Linked DNA regions of Homo sapiens: region 2 is linked to region 1. The links are chromatin loops, found by intact Hi-C in ENCODE. Cell type or tissue: A673. All regions are shown on one strand. Links, peaks and the distances in the headings refer to the core of each region. The heading gives the core; the rest is flanking DNA.

Region 1 (2,925 bases), core at 135-2,634:
ATGCAGAGCTGGGGAGAGATGCTGGACAACACATCATTGTGGAATATTCCCACCATATGAATGCAAAACGTAAATCATCTCAAAAGGTGACTTTACTAAATAGTAAAATACTTAGGAAGCGGTGAGTCTTGAGTACATATTAGTTTAGTTTTAAAGACAGTTTACTTCATTGTAAGTTTATACGACTAATTTTTTCGAGACAGGGCCTTGCTCTTTTGCCCAGGCTGGAGTGTAGTGGTGCAATCATAGCTCACTGCAGCCTGAACTCCTGGGCTCACGTGATCCTCCCACCTCAGCTTCCCAAGCAGCTGAGACTGCAGGCGTGCACTACCATGCCCAGCTAATTTATTTTTCGTTTTATTTTTTGTAGAGACGGGGGCCTCACTATGTTGTCCAGGCTGGTCTCAAACTCCTGACCTCAGGCAATCATCCCACTTTGGCCTTCCAAAGCTCTGGGATTACAGGTGTGAGGCACTTTGGCCGGCCTTGACTTAGTTTTTAATAATGTCTGTGTTTAATAAGTGGCTCACAAAATTCTTGAAAATTTAACAATTGGCTCTTGTGAGCGGGCACAGGACACTCTTTACCACTGTTCTTCACTCCTCTCTGCCTGTCTTTAGTGTCACTCTTGTCCCTTCAGTCCCATATGTATTTTATTTCCAGATCTTTCATTTCTTTAGAACTCAGCTACTTCTGTTCCTCCGGGCTATGCTCTGCCTCATTCCCTTTCACTACACCCCCAAGCCTCACCCCATTCCTGGAAAGCTTTCGATTCTGTCCTTCACCATCCTCCCACCCCCACCTCCCAATACACACACCCCATGGCAGGCCATAGAAGCACCCCCAGGGATGGGATCCAGGAAATTCCACTTCGCCTTCCTCAGTAATCAAGGCCACAGCAGGGAAGATGGCTAACTGTGTTCCCAAGTGATCACTTTCAATGGATTTCCTCATGAAATCATTGCAACTACCTACTTGTTAGGCTCTACACTATTTTTTGTGCCATATTTTAAGTACCATTTATTATAATAGGGATTTACAAGCAGATCTGAGATACTAACCTCTCTTCTGATGTGAAAAATGCATTCCAATTTCTAAACTGAGAAAGCAACTTTGGGAACATACACAAATGAGAAACTGCTTAATATATGGAATTTGATATATAATTGTATAATGTTTATTTATTGAACTATATCCACCAGAGGGCAGCAAAAAATTTTATATGGGACATGTATTTACTCAATACAGAATTAAGAGCAAACCTCCATCATTACTTGATGATAAACAGGAAACCATTCGAGTCCCAATAAAGGCTTTCAATATTATGGAGAAATATGATCACAAGGCTAAAATTTATTTTTTACTTTAAAGCCTCAATACTAACTTTCATATTAGGTTAATCTCCAGTTAGTTACTCATTGATCCGTTTAATATATATTATTTAAACACTTCTCATATTCAAAGCATTGTGCTAGTAATGACCACAGTGAGGCATGATTCGAGGAATACAAAAACAACTGCCTGCCTGTGCAGTTGTTTATATATCAGTCAGGATTCTCCAGAGACATAGAAGCATTTGGATGTGTGTGTGTGAGTGTGTACATTAAAAGATTTATTCTAAGGAATTGGCTCATGAAATTATGCGGGCTGGCAAGTCTGAAACTTGTAGAGACAGACAAGCAGGCTGGAAATGCAGTCAGGAGAGGATGCTATGGTCTTCAGGCAGATTTTCTTTTCAGTGAAACCTGTTTTTTGCTCTGAAGGACTTCATCTGTTGGGATGAGGCCCACCCACATTATGAAAGTTAGTATCTTTTACTTAAAATCAACCGACCGTAGATGTTAATTGCATCTACGAAATACCTTCACAGTGACACCTGGATTGGTGTTTGGTTACGTAACTGAGTACTACAGCCCAGACAAGTTGACACATAAAATTAAACACTCCAGGCTGGGCGCGGTGGCTCACGCCTTTAATCCCAGCACTTTGGGAGGCCGAGGCGGGCGGATCACGAGGTCAGGAGATTGAGACCATCCCGGCTGACACGGTGAAACCCCGTCTCTACTAAAAATACAAAAAATTAGCCGGGCGTGGTGGCGGGCGCCTGTAGTCCCAGCTACTCCGGAGGCTGAGGCAGGAGAATGGCGTGAACCCGGGAGGCGGAGCTTGCAGTGAGCCGAGATCGCGCCACTGCGCTCCAGCCTGGGAGACAGAGCGAGACTCCGCCTCAAAAAAAAAACAAAACAAAACAAAACAAAAAAACAAAAAAAAAAAACAAAAAAAAATTAACTACTCCACTGCTCAGAAACATTTTCCCTGTCCAGATGCTGTATCCTAGAAATGCCGCACTTGGAAAAACATGCTCTGAGTCATGAATTGATCTTTCCAGATAACGTCTCTAAAATGCATACATCCTTGGTAGGTTAATATACCTACCTAGACACCAAGGCGTGAGTGCCAGGTTATCACATACATTTCTCCAGACAAAAGAGAATCTGTGGCATCCTGAAAGCAATGAGTAGCAAGAGATTCTAAATGCTGAAAGCTGCGAGTCACCACCAAGAGGCAAGCAGGCTGGAAACCACCCATTTCCTCATTTTACATAAAATTCCGCTGCCCAAAAGTACAATCATTTATGCTTGTTGTAAAAAACTACAATGTTGTTATTGCTGTTCGAAATTGCATCTACTGAGAAAATGAGGAGCTCATGGCAGAAGGGAGGCAGGACTAGGCTGTAGCTTTGACTCCGACAGAGCAGCATGCTGAGGCTGGCACTGTGAATTTTAGCCCCAGATCGACTACAAGAACAAACCAGAAATACCGAGAGGACCCACAGCCCCTCTGAAGGAAGCCGACTGCTCCTGCAGGACCTGGGAGATGCCTCAAATACTGTGAGTGCCCCAACTGCAAAAGTGGGAAAGGGAG
Region 2 (2,925 bases), core at 270-2,769, 520 kb after region 1:
GTGCCATGTGGAGAGGAAATGAGCTCTTTTGCAAAAAGCCAGCAGGGAGCTGATGCCACTGGCCAATAGCCATGGGAATGAACCATCTTAGAAGTGGGTCCTCCAGCCTCAGGTAACCTTTCTGGTGACTGCATCCCCGGCCACCATCATGAAGGCAACCTCATTAGGGATCCTGAGCGACAGCCATCCAGATAAGCTCCTCTGGCATCCCTGACCCACAGAAACTATGAGATAATAACGACTTGTTGTTTAAGCCACTAAATGTTGGGGGTAATTTGTTATGAAGCAATGGGTAACTAATATAGTCAGTGTGAGATAATGAAATAGGCCAGGAACAGTGGCTCATGCCTGTAATCCCATCACTTTAGGAGGCCAAGATGGGAGGACGGCTTGAGCCCAGGAGTTTGAGACCAACTTGGGCAACATAATGAGACATTGTCTCTACAATTAAAAAAAAAAAAAATTAGCAGGGAGTGGTGGTGTGCACCTGTAGTCCCAGCTACTTGGGAGGCTGAAGTGGGAGGGTCACTTGAGCCCAGTAGGTCGAGGCTGCAGTGAGCTTGGGTCACTGGAGCCTAGGTCCAGCCTGGGTGACACAGTGAGACCCTGTCTCAAAAAAAAAAATTTTTTTTCCCATTTGTTTATGTGTGTAATTTTTTCAAACAGCGAGTAAGTTGTTAGAATGTAAATACTTCTTAAGTTGCATAAACCTAACTATGTAATAAACAGAACTTTTTTTTTTTTGGAGCATGCGAAAAAAGTTACTGAGACACTAACTGTGCCATACACTGACAAAATTTGGGTACCTCATCAGTAATTAAGTTAAAGATAGTTGCTAAATGTTTTTTCTCTTAATTTTTTAGGAATATACAATAATTCTCATCTATTTTTTGAATGTAGAAACTTATTACGTTTTGACATTGAAACTTTTTTTTTCTTAGTATGTCAGTGGGGAGAAGAATACATTTCAAATTAACCACCATCGAGGAAAGTTATAATTTTCTAGTATTCAATAAACATGAACGAAATCATTGGCTTATAGAGATGAAATATGTGAGGAGTAATATAACATTTAAGAATAAAGTAACTCGCACATACAGTGAAGAATGGAAATACCAGCTTATGGATACAGTAATATGTGAAGGCAGTAGGTGCCATTTCAAAGCAGCAGTTGGTTTACTAAAAATAAAAAGAGGCCAAGCGCCCTCTAGTGGTAGCTGTTGATATAATTTAATAGCAGAAAAAAACTAACACAAAGTGCCTTCCTTTACCTTGAGACAGTGTTTAAAAGGTACTTGTTCTTTACTTTATCAATACTATTAAACCCTTCGCTATGGCTTTGTTTTTGAAGTTTTTTTGAATGAAAGAACGCCACCAATGACTTTTAATGCCAAATTCAGCAGCATTGGGTAGTTTTTTTTTTCATATAGGAGAAACAAAACCTTTCCATATTACATTAAAAAAAGCTCAATGAAGCATAACATTTTCTCAAAGCAGATTGCATCAGCGCCATGCAAGCAACTTAAAAACATAAGGTGGCCCTTATTTAGTGAATTACATTGACTGTAATGCAGCATCTTCCAACTTTCTTGTCCATCTCATAAACAAATATTTAAAACACAAACAGTGCAAAACACTGCACTGTGAGGAGGGGTTGAAGAGAGGCAAGGAGGCTTTCAGAAAAGTGAACCAGTGTGGTGTGGTTCAGAGAATAATGATGGGGGTTGGGGATTAGGATGCTGTGGGAACCTTCACAAAGCCTCTTACTTGATCCCAAGGGAACAGGTAAGGCCTCCAGGAGGAAGAAGCATATCAAGGTTGGGCTGTAGAGCTGAACTGGTAAAGTTGCTTTGCTGTCTTAATTTATCCTAGCTTCCTAAAATGAACGCTCTAATAAACTGTCGCTTGGACTAAAAATAAATTGCTGTAACAAAAGGATAACGACCATGCTTTGCAAATTTGCTAATTACTATTTGTTCTTGTAGTAAGGATTCTCTTTTTGTCTCAGAGGACTGTGACATTATTGCCTCTCAAAACAATGAATCATTTTTCACTAAGAAGATTTCTCCAAGTGTTCACTTCACCTTGTCTTTGAAATTGCCAGCCATCTATTCTCCAAGGCTGATTAGTAATGAATAGAGGAGGACCTTTTTAACTGACAATGCAGTTAATAGAGACCCTAATGTTTGAAAATGCAAAATGATCTCAACTTATCTTTAACGTGAGTTAAAAACAATTGGTTTACACTTTTACAGATAAGTGTAGTATGTAGAAACATATAAACTTGGTAGAATTTTAGGATCATAAACCTATCCGCATGTCATTTCAAATATGAATTTAGCTCACAAATGTCTGTACTCCACAGTAGACTGGAGTTGGGTTTTCCTAGTTCCAGAAGTATATTCACTTACAGAGAAGTCAATAGGTATCTACTTACAGGAAGCCAGAAGAGTGGGAATAAAAATTTCTAATTAATACAATTTTTTTCACTCAATTGATCAGCAAGTAACCCTAAAAGACAATGTATTAGCTTTACTTAGATAATAACTAATGTAATAGAAAAATGAATTTTCCAACATGTAAGAAGTAATTTAGGAATTACATCTGTTCCTAGTTATTTCTTATAATCATGAGTCACAAGCCATCATTCTTGAAGGTAGTTTGCAAATGTAACAGATGAGGAATAGCTATGCCCAGAACAGCTTGGACACTTAGCTTATATCAAAAGAAAATCTATATCCTATGAATTCTTTTGGTTGTAAATGAGGAAATTCAACTCAGTCTTATTTAAACAAAAAGCAGACTTATTGGGCCGTGTAACTGGAGTGGGGCAGGACTGGTACCAGGCACAACAGAATTATGCCTTCTCTTCCCATCCCTTGGCTTCCTCTGTGTCGACTACCCGGACTGGTATGGTTAAAGTGC

What was found. A loop is a pair of places that touch in the nucleus more often than their neighbours do. Peaks named below come from ENCODE experiments on the same cell type or tissue, not always from the same donor. Only the 100,000 strongest peaks of a DNase experiment are listed, where the experiment ranks them.
Region 2: it touches region 1 in a loop (5-fold over the local background); 5 of 110 quality-filtered maps call a loop at or near these places.

What each region holds. Positions count from the first base shown.
Region 1 is chr21:17,901,499-17,904,423 of GRCh38, reverse strand. No RefSeq gene overlaps it. Among named protein-coding and RNA genes, the nearest start is that of LINC03147, 17 kb to the right of the region's middle. RefSeq lists an enhancer at 622-1,180. In A673, for the core only: a CTCF peak has its summit at 1,197 (motif pointing right); a DNase peak (open chromatin) is centred at 1,223.
Region 2 is chr21:17,385,502-17,388,426 of GRCh38, reverse strand. No RefSeq gene overlaps it. Among named protein-coding and RNA genes, the nearest start is that of LINC01549, 52 kb to the left of the region's middle. In A673, for the core only: a CTCF peak has its summit at 1,213 (motif pointing left); a DNase peak (open chromatin) is centred at 1,186.